Linked DNA regions of Homo sapiens: region 1 is linked to region 2. Evidence: read pairs that join two places in POLR2A ChIA-PET (ENCODE). Cell type or tissue: A673. All regions are shown on one strand. Each heading gives the region's core, and the rest is flanking DNA. Links, peaks and the distances in the headings are about the cores only. Region 1 holds the start of LINC02038 (long intergenic non-protein coding RNA 2038). Region 2 has its middle 53 kb from the start of LINC02038.

Region 1 (5,378 bases), core at 197-5,196, 53 kb before region 2:
GCTAGAGAGCAAAAATAGGTCAGGAATCCTTGCAACTGAGTTTGGCAGTAATGGCGGGTGTGGGCGAGAGAGAGAGACAAAGATAGAGAAGCAGTCACCCAGAAAACTCAGGCTCCAACTGCCATAGTTTCTTTTAGGATATGTGAGGGTGGGCTGGGGTTTGCAGGACCACTTATTCATACCTTCGGGACCCTCCAAAACTGGCCTGGTAGTCTAGAACTCCAGGTAGGGATCACCCTGAACTGAACCTGCAGCTAGAAGATGTGGGCTGACCATGAATTCCATATACCTTCACAGGTGAAGTTGTATGAGCCCAGAACCAGCTGAGTTCCCCAATCCAGGCTCATGCTAAAGCCAGTTCTGATCATCTCACTTCCTCATTTGGCAAGAAAACGCCTCTGTCGCAAACCAATTGCTGAGCTTCATGTCTTTCATGCAAATTTTGCTATAAAATCCTGTCACAACAAACAGAACTGAGCTGCTCCTCGGAGCTCCATGAACGTAGATGGCAGGACTGTCTTACTTTTTGAGGTAGCAGTCACGACAGTTGTCATGGGGTAATATTATTGCTCCAGAGCCCTGTGGCCAGGGTCCTGCTGAGGGCTCCACACAGAGGGGACAGGGTGGCATGTAGACAGAAGGCTCTCACTGACTGGACCTTGGGACCCTTGAGATTCTGAGCCCAAGAGGTGTCACCCCACCCCATTGGACCTTATCGACGGCCTCTCCCCTGAAGAGCAAAGGCTGAGGGCAAAAAGGAAAACAGATTAACAGCGCAAAAGCTCCCTGGGTCTTCAGCCAGGAGCGGCAAGTTCCTTACAAATTTACACACATGTGGCAGAAGCGTAACAATAAGCAGAGTCGTGCTGGGCTAGCTGCGCCGCTTCTGCCGTGGAAGAACAGGTTCGGCAGCCAATCTCCTGGGAGGAGCCCTCTTTGGTGGAAATTTGGACACACAGGAAGAGCACACACTGGTGGGGCCTTGTTCCCTGCAGCACCATCTGGGTGAAAAGGAGGCCAGCATACGCAGTTTGGAAGCAAGAAGTCACAGCATGAAATATGCAGGACTTCCCTCTCCTAAGGCACAGTTTTCCCAGGTTCAAAATAAGCAGCGTGATGTCCTCTGCCCACCCACCCCCTCCTTTTCTTGTAGTGTCCCTTATCTCACTTAACAAAGTGTGGGCTCTCACCAAACCAGAGAGCCTTCCTGAAACAGGCAGAGAGAGCACTGCTCCCCACCCCTCACATCCTCCCTACCCTTTCCCCCGACCCCCCTCGCCAAGCCACAGAGGGAGGGCAGTTCCCAGGGTAAGCCTCGTGTACCAAAAACGGTCTGTGCTCTGCGTGTGCGAGGATTGAGAGCCACAGTGGACTAAAGCCAGGAGACTTGGTGTCGAGTTCTAGCTCTGCCACCAACATGTTCAGCGGCTTGGAGCATGTCACTTGGTGTCACCACGCCTCCGTTTTCTCTCTGTAAAACAATCCAGGTAGTACGGTATTTCAGTGTTGCAAAGATCCTTAGAGATTTAGTCCAGGAGTTGGCAAAATACAGTCCACTGGCCAATCTTGTTCACCACTTGTCTTTGTAAATAAAGTTTTATTGGAATACAACCACGCCCCTCCATTTACAACCCATCTGTGGCTGCTTTCATGCTACAGTGGTGGCTTTGGATAGTTGAGAGAGATACTGACCATGTGGTCTACAAGCCTAAAATATTATATTTGTCTCTTTACATAAAAAGTTTGCCAGCCCCTGCTCTAGGCCAACATCATCATGTTAACAACACAGAAAGAGAGGCATGGGCAGATTAAGGAATTTGCCAAACTCATAGAGCAAGTCAGGGCAGAGGCTGGGACAGCCTGGCGCTCCTGATTTACATTGGCCCAGAGTTCTTACCTGGTCTAAAGCTCTCCGTCTGATTCTAGGTAGAAGCTGTGCTGGGGAGAAGCCTTGTGGGGATAGAGGAGCCGGTTCCATGAAAGAAGTCTATGCAGTTGGGGCAGAACCCTGAGACTTCTGCAGCAGGGACAGTTCTGTTGCATTCTGTATGGGTCAGCGTGAGGCTACCACACCTCAGGGCTGCTGAGCTTAAGAGAGGAGCCAAATGGCTCTCTTGATAGGAAATGGGGCTTCAGGTTGAAATCAGATGAGAGCTGGCCTCTGAGGACATTTTAACCACAGGTCACAGCTCTTGGTAAACTTTAGTTGGCTTTTGAACCACGGGGAGACATTTTTTCTTGCCTCTTTACTTACTGGCTATTTCCTCCTTCTAGCATTCATTAATCTGACTGGTTAACCATTGAACCCAACTCAGTCTCCTCTTGTTTCAAATCTTGTTCTCCCTGTTGGCTTCAGAAAAAGAGTTCACACTAAACAAACCTACTTTTTTTCTCTTTCTTTTCACAGCCAGAGCCAAGTGATAAAGGAGGTGGGGTCAGGGGTGCTATGTTTACTCTAAAAGACACACCCAAACCTGAGCTCTGGGAGTGGGGAGGGCCCTTCTAATGCAGGCCAGCCATTTTCAGAAAGAAATGTATCAGCTGCAACAGACACAAGGCAAAAGCAGCTTAATTAATTGGCCTATGGGCACAATTTAGAGAAGAGATTTATACAAGCCTTAATTTTTCTGATTTCTCCATCATTGTGTAAAGTATCATATTTCCTGCTTCTTAACACAATTGCTATTTGCTTTAAATCCACCAGTTAAATGGAGAGTGGCTTATAAAAGGAGAATTATAAGAATGGAGGAGGGAACAGAGCCGAGGCTGTGGGAAGGAAAAAGAGAAAGGGGCTGGGGCAATGTAAGGGAAGAGCCTTCTGAACAGAAGGGCCTCAGAGCCTGACATCAGCCCTGTCACCACTTTCCTGTGAATTGTTAGGGTCTGCTGGAATGTAAGCTCCATGAGGACAGGATTTTATTTGTTCACTGCTGTATCCCCAGCACCTAGAATAGTGTCTGACATGGAGTAGGTGCTCAGATGTGTATTTGCTGAATGAACGAACACAGTCTTTCAGCAGGGAATTGAGGCCCCACAGTGGTTCATGTGTTGTCTTTGTCCAAACGGATTCAGAAGCTCCTCTTGAATTGGCACAGAAGTCACCATAAAACTTCATGAAGGACAAGAAGGACTCTCTCTCTCCTGAACCATGAAGATAGCTGCAGAAAAATCTCACCCCCAAGGGTAGTATTTCCACTAAACACCCAGGGAGATCCAGGCAGTGCCCAACACAGCCCTGTCATTGTGAGTTTCTCCTTGTCATTCAAAGGGACCATATGTACACAATGTACACAATGGGAATTTATACCTTATTCTAATAATGCCTACTAGTTAGTGAACACTATTTTGTGTCAGGCATTTCACAAATATTTTCTCATTTAGTCTTCATGGTAACATTGCTAGGTAGCTATTATTACCCCCATTTTACAGATGAGAAAATGAAAGGTTACTGATATGGTTTGGCTGTGTCCCCACCCAAATCTCATCTTGAATTATGGTTCCCATAATCCCCACACGTGGTGGGAGGGACCCAGTAGGCGGTAATTTATTCATGGGCGTGGTTACCTCCATGCTGTTCTCGTGATACTGAATGAGTTCTCATGAGATCTGATGGTGTTATAAGGGGCTTTTCCCCTTTTGGTAGGCATTTCTCCTTCCTGCCACCATGTGAAGGATGTGTTTGCTTTCCCTTCTGCCATGATTGTAAGTTTCCTGAGGCTTCCCCAGCCATGCTGAGCTGTAAGTCAATTAAACCTCTTTCCTGTATAACATACTCAGTCTTGGGTATGTCTTTATTAGCAGTGTGAGAACAGACTAATACAGTTACTGAATTTGCTTATGGTCACACAGAGTTCTGATCTGTCTTAGGCTTGTCTGACCCTATAGACAGTGCTCCTTCCCCCAACCACACATTCTGCCTCTGTCTCTGTAACCTTGGGCAAGTCACTTCTCTTGGGCTTCAATGTTTGTGTTCTCAAATGTGGGAAGCTGAGCGATGTTATTTAGAAAGTTTTCCACCTGTGGGTCTGTGAACAGATGACTTCATTCCTTTGCAGGCTACAGCTTCATTTTGCTTTTGGAAGTTGAAATAGCAACACCCTTTACTGAGAGTAGCTGAAAATCTTTTCTGTTCCCTCAGTTTGGTGATACTTTGAGGCACTCTGCTAAGTCCTGGCTTTGCTTCCTTTTATATAGTAAAGAGTAGCCCAGTTTTTAATCTTAGCCCCAGCCTCAGCTGGGCTCCCACCACCATCCTTGCTGCCCTGGCTGTAGGTCTTTGCAATGGTCCCAAATTCTTTTCCATTTGTTCAGTGCAATAGTAAAAGTAAGCAGACCCCTTCCAGGAAGCTGTGCACAGGGCAGCATGCTGACGCGGCTTCCCTGTGCTCTGAGAGCAGGTTTCCTCAGACAGCCTCTCAGGCACCGGCGAACATGTTTCCTTCTAAAGCTGAGGTGGTGAGGGGAGAAGATGGAAGAGAGGTAGCTTTTGGAAGGTGAAAAGGAAGAACCCTGGGAAGACAGCAGTGTTCAAGGTGGGGCCAGGAGTCTTAACTCACTTGTTGCCCAACTGAGGAGCGAGGGGAAGTTCAGATTCTTAGCACTAGAAGGGACCCTGGTGATAATTAAACACATAGTTTCAGGTTTTCCTAGCTGCAGAATCCAGTGTGTAAAACAGAAAAGTTCCATTCTGGTTAAATTCAGAGGAGTGGGGTGGCAGTTGTCTTCTCCCTTCTCCTCCAACCTGTCCTGGCCACCTAACAGTGGTCTCCAGGACTTCCACAGAGCACAGTTGGAAATGATTCTAATCTAACCACAACTCCAATTTTCCACCCAGAGTCCTATAAAGGGAACCATTTACCAAGCCCAGTCACTGGTGGCAGCCTTGGAGCTCACATTCAGAACACAGCCACTGACTTGGTAAGCCAATAAGGTGGTTAGGAAAAGGGTCAAATGTGGTGCTGGCCCAGGAAGGATAATGAAAAAGCACATGCAGTTACGTCAACATCAGTCATTTTGCTTGGGTAGCCTTGAGAGCAGGCCATACTGAGAGCAAGGCAAGCTGTGATGCCACTGCTTTGCCAGCTTTTGAACCTCTGGATCCATTCAATTACCGTGACTTCCTACTCTCCCCATGCCTCACACATTCACCTTATTGTATCTGCCAAGAAGCCTCATCCAGTGCTTCTGTTTCTTGGTTTCCCCATTTTCTCTAAGTCTATAGTTCTCTCCTAGTTCACTTCTTTTCATATCACCCTAAACTCTGGGATCCATCTCCAACCAATCTCTAACCAATATCCCCCAACTCCATCACCTTCAGACAGTGACTGTCTATATGCTGATGACTCAAGCCCTGCCCTTTCTCCTAAGTTTCTTTTTTC
Region 2 (5,378 bases), core at 244-5,243:
GTCCAAATGAATGGCAGGCATGGTGGCCATTGCACTTGGAGCCTAGCCTCAAACTCCTCCCTTTTTGCTTGAGGCACTTACACTCTGTCTAGCCACAGAGCATGAGCCCTCTGGTAAGATGGAATATATTATTTTTTACAGCATTAATCACAGCTATATTAGACCACCCTTTGTGTGACTAGCATTTAATACCTGCCTCCTTCACAAGTTCCGTCAGGGCAAGGGCACTATCTGTCTTGTTTATAACTATATCCTATGTGCCCAGTTCTGTACTCAATACATATTTGTGGAATGCATGAATGAACGTATGAATGAATGAGTGAGAGAGAGAATGTTTTCTGTACATTCTCAGCCACTGTCTGGGCCCCTGGCTGAATGAACCAAGCACCTGTGTTAGCAATGCTGCCACATACCCGACACCTCTACCACCCAAAACTCTTAACTACAGTGCACCCCTTCCAGGGGGCACCTGCATCTGCCACACACCTTTAGGTTCAGCATGAAGGATAGTTTGCGGTCTGGCCCAGACACCAGTACTATCATAAGGATGTTTCCTCCAGCCCAAGTTTGGCCTGATCCCTGCCTGCCCTCTCCTGCTGGCCCTCCTCCTGCAACTCTGCATCCCAGGACACCCCGTGTCCAAGACCTCCCAATTAGGGCCCTCCTCTGTGCCGCCTTCTACGATCCAGCCCCATGGTCTGCAGAAAACAGACTCTCAATAGCTGATGACAAATAATGAGTTCTTTATTCCTCCTGGGAAGCCAATTTCTCATCTGTCCCATAGATCTGAATGGAAAACACAGATGATTGGTAAGTAGGAAAAAATGCTTCTCACTTCCAGCAATGTGCCCAACCCTGCCTGTGTTCAGAAATGTCAGCCATCAGAGAACAACACATCTGTGGTAAACAACATTTCTGGAATGATTGCTCTAGGAAGAAGCATGGCCCTAAGTACTCCATCGGATGTGAGCCTGGTCAGGAGAACCACTAGAATACTCTCCTAGAGCACCCAGGTCCTGCCTGAGTGAGCTTTTTGTTACATGGATAAGCCAAATATTAAAACACATATAGGAATACATAAACACACACACACACACACACACACACCCTGAATTGATTTAGTATGCAGTATGGTATGGGGCAAGGGTTTTAGAGTCAGAGAAATGTTTAAATTCTGTCTCTAGTTTATCCTAAGTAGCTTATCTGGGCAAGCTACTTCTCTGAATTTGTTTTCTCATCTATAAACTGGGGTAATAATACCTCATAAGGTCGTTGCAAGAATTGAGATAGATAAATAAAACTCCATCGATGTAGTAAAGGGCAGAGAAGCAGTGGCTGTGATTCATATCAGTCATATTTCAAAAGCTGAGTATGTAGATGTTAGGCAAATGTAGAATAAAGACGGCGGGGGAGAAATCTTGGGAGAGGTAAGGTCAAAGCAAGGTTTTGGAGAAAAGGAAGAAAATGGTTTGAAAGAGAGAAGGGAAGAGGGTGTTTGAGTCAGAAAAGAAGGCCGGGGAAGACACAGGGAGGAGGGAGGTCAGCTCTAGTCCTGGATCTAGTTGTGGTCACCGCCAAATAGTCCCAGGAGGCAGTCTTGCATTTCCTCAAGATCTTATACGGTCACTGGTTTTTTTCTTGAACTTTCCACTGAAGTAGACTTAGACCTTCTGCCCAGCAACCTGAGACTCTGGGGAGATGCCAGCATGACTTGTGGGGAGACCCCTGCCCTCGAACATACTCTCCAACCCAGCCATCATCTTACCCTGCTCAGGGACTCTATGGGATGAACGTCGTTAGTGAGGCCGGTGAGGGACACACACATTCCTAAAGCTCACTTTGGAAGGCAAGTCTCATCTTGTCTCTTGTCTTTTCATTTTAACAAGCTAGAGGGAATCTTGCTGTGCTCCGAAGTCTCTCTTGTCTGGGGGAGAAAATAATACTAAAGTGCTCACTATTCAAAATGAAATCCTTAAACACAACATGAGTGTCACCTGGAGCTCGTTTGCAATTCTGATTTCAGGGCCCCACTCGAGACCAACTGGATCAGCATCTCTGGGGGTAGGACCCAAGAATCAATGTTTTAACAGGCTCTCCAGGTGATTCTTATGCACATTGAAGTTTGAGAAGCACGGATTTAAGGAACAGTGTAGATAAGTCAGCCTCTCTTGAGTTCACTTGCTTCAGTCTAGAAAGTTTAGGTGACTTTCTAGACCTGGGAACAGGAAGTTCATTCTAACACTCAATTGTGAAAGCCATCATTTCAAAATATAGAAGATTTCTGGAGACTCCCACATGGACCAACCAGGAATAATCATAACATAAATTGAGCTTAAAAATATAGCTATTTGGACTGACCTACTTTATCAGCTTATTTGATTGCAGGCAAAAGAAATAGAATCTTGCTATCTTAAGCACAGAAGGAATTTAGGAGAAGATACAGGACTGCTTACAGAATCTGAATCAGAATCAGAAGAATCAGTCTCAGAAAAGCCAGGAACCAAGGCAGGACCTAGGTAAAGAAACTACTGGAAACTACTGGAAAATCTGGATAAGGAGCTGTTGCGGTGCTTAATTGACTATCACAGCTTTCTGGAGCGGCCTCTGCCTATCTGAGATGCAGATTCCCGAGGGAGAATCCGATTGGCCATGGCACGGTCACGTGCTAAGCCCTGGTCAGTGCAAAGCCGGAAACCTTGAGGGATGGTGCTAGCGCCCGTCCAAGGCTGTACACAGTAGGTGCTGGATGGTTCCTCCGAGCAAAATCAGGCACAGCTCCCAGGCATGAGGGGATGGAGCCAACAGGCAAAACAGTGGATGCTCCCTGCCTCCCCTGGCTAGCTGAGTATAACTGGACATCAGCAGGAGAAATACAGATGTGGAAGCCTTCAGAGAGATGAAAGGAAATGTGAAAGTTTTCTTAGAGTGGCTGGGGGAGTTCAAAGGCTAGGAAAAACAGAATGGAGACAACAGTATGATTGGGTGTAGTTGTGAAGGCCAAAGAGGATGGCCTGAGGTAATGACTTCAAGAAGCCCAGCTCCTGGAAGCTGACAGGGTCAGATGCTCTGTGTGCCCCTGTGGGAGGGAGGGAGGTGCAGATTCAAAGAGATGTCTGTGAGAGAAAGTCAAGGAGAGGCAGAGAGTGCAGGCGTCCGGCCTCCCTAACACACGCCTGTAATCTGAGCACACAGAAAGAGAGGACAAGCTCTTCCTCAGAAGCACGGTGCGGAGGTGCTGGGGTGGGCGGCTGGAGAGCCGGGAAGGCGGGCTATCATCGGCATTCGGGTTAAGAGTGCATGCAATGTGACAGCAAGGACCTAAAAGAGACACCAGTGCCAGGAGAGAGGAAGGAAGGAAGGAAGGAAGGAAGGAAGGAAGGAAGGAAGGAAGGAAGGAAGGAAGGAAGGAAGGAAGGAAGGAGATTTCATAGCACTACATGTATCTATATTGTACAACTAAATATAGAAAAAGAAACACATTTCTTTGTGGTATTTGCTCATTTTTATATAGTAGGTACTTTTAATGTACATAGCAGGAATTTATCTATCATTGTTTAATGACAGCATTCAAAGAGATATGTATGGTTAGAGATATAAAACATATATAGTTATTTTACATTTTAATTTATTTGTAGCTAGCCAAAATAAATTAGCCTATCAAAATAAATAGCCTATCAAAAGTTATATATCTAAAATACTTTGGCTAATAGTGGCACGAAACACCATGAAAATCTGACACTTCCCTAAGAAAAATCATGAACAGTTTCAATACCAGATAACACAGGGCCAATACCTTAGTGTTTATTCCACACTGACCCCAATGCAGTAAAGTGAGAATGGGGTCTGTGAGAGCCACCGACCCAACAGCTACACTAGGCTGATTTAAATCAGAAGGCCAAGGTCCTGCATTTCACCTACTCTGATGCTTTTATCCCCTGAGGCCAGTACAGCATGAAGTTCTGATATCATTCTTTTGAGTAGGGCGGGGGTGGGCAACAGAGAGCAACAACAGGCCCAAGGCTTTGGCAAGTCCTTTGGGGGTGGAATGAGGACACCGTCTTTGAAGGCCCTATTCCCTCCAGTGGGCCTTCCATCTGGCAGGGAATTGAGATGGTCTCTCTTGAACCCTCAAGAAGATTGTGACCCACAAACTAAAGGCTGACAGTCTAAGTAAGTTCTAGGCAAGAGTTGCCCTTGGGAGCTTAACTCTCTATTGGCTTTGGCCCCAGCAGGATACCCCAACAACTGTCATGCCCCATAGACAGCATTTTAAAAACATCTCCTTCCACACCAGAACCCTGACATTCCAATTTGATATGTAGAAGCTGGCAAGTTCCTGCCTCAGCCTATGCCCAAGGAATCTCTCTTCTGTGTAGCATCCCTGCCACTCCACCCACCCTCATACATCTGCTCCCTAGCAGGACTTGGTGTGCCTTTTACCAGCCCAAGCTACTTAGAAAGCACAGTTGGTGCATGATTTATCTCCCTGTTCATGCCCATGCTTAGCATTGTGCTTTGTATTTGGCTAGTGCTGAAGAAATACCTCGGAAAATGCTAAATAATACAAATTCTGAAAACAGTTTTATAGGGAATTGTGAGTACTTAATTTAGGAACTCTTACTGGCTTATGTCTTTTGGAGTACAGATAAACATATGCTTTTTAATGCTTGGTGCAGATTATAAGTGTGTAAGTAAAGTGCCTGGCACATTGTAAATTTAACAAATATTGATTGATTAAATGGATAAATTAACCGAAGAATGCATACAAAGAAAGAAAGGTTATAAAAAGCATTTCAGAAATCCTCAAATCAAAGTGAAAAATCAATGGCAAGATTGTGATGGATGTCTCCATTTCACAGTGAAATTCATGGAAAATCCACAATTCTACAAGATGCATGAACAACTATAACCTGTCCATTGATCACTCCTTTGTCATTATATTATATTATATCATATTATATTATATTATATTATATTAATTATATTATCAGAATATCAGGGGAATTTGCCTTTGTACATTTCTCAAATTAACTTTTAAAATTATCTGATTATTTTTAGAAAGAGATCCCACTCAGGTGAAACTTTGAAATAGAATTTAACTATAAACAAATGCTGTTTAATTCTCTCCTAAATTGCAAAGGTCAGATTACTTTCTAAGGTCTGGGTTTTCTTTAGTGAGGAAGATGTGCAAATTAGGAATTAAACGATAAAGTCAGACCGGCTCATCTAGAAGCATGGCCTCTCTGCTTTTTAATAGGGCTCTTTTCCATTCGGTTTGAGATAAAGTGGCCCCAATTATTTTAGAATCCTTTAAAGGAAAAGATATCCATAAATTAACCTATAGTCTTCTCCTTATTTCACAGAGAAATTAAATTCTT

What was found. ChIA-PET counts read pairs that join two places held together with the same protein. Peaks named below come from ENCODE experiments on the same cell type or tissue, not always from the same donor. Only the 100,000 strongest peaks of a DNase experiment are listed, where the experiment ranks them.
Region 1: POLR2A ChIA-PET joins it to region 2 with 14 read pairs; 6 of 35 experiments call an interaction of 5 or more read pairs at or near these places.

Annotation. Positions count from the first base shown.
Region 1 is chr3:193,841,755-193,847,132 of GRCh38, forward strand. It overlaps LINC02038 (long intergenic non-protein coding RNA 2038), which reads right to left and starts at 2,255. Exons shown (of 3, transcript NR_146718.1): 1 at 1,898-2,255; 2 at 1,324-1,471; 3 at 1-1,001. RefSeq lists a silencer at 766-949. In A673, for the core only: no CTCF peak of the experiment used is centred there; no DNase peak of the experiment used is centred there.
Region 2 is chr3:193,894,779-193,900,156 of GRCh38, forward strand. No RefSeq gene overlaps it. Among named protein-coding and RNA genes, the nearest start is that of LINC02038, 53 kb to the left of the region's middle. In A673, for the core only: no CTCF peak of the experiment used is centred there; DNase peaks (open chromatin) are centred at 2,643, 3,243, 3,993 and 4,423; H3K27ac peaks cover 5,000 bases.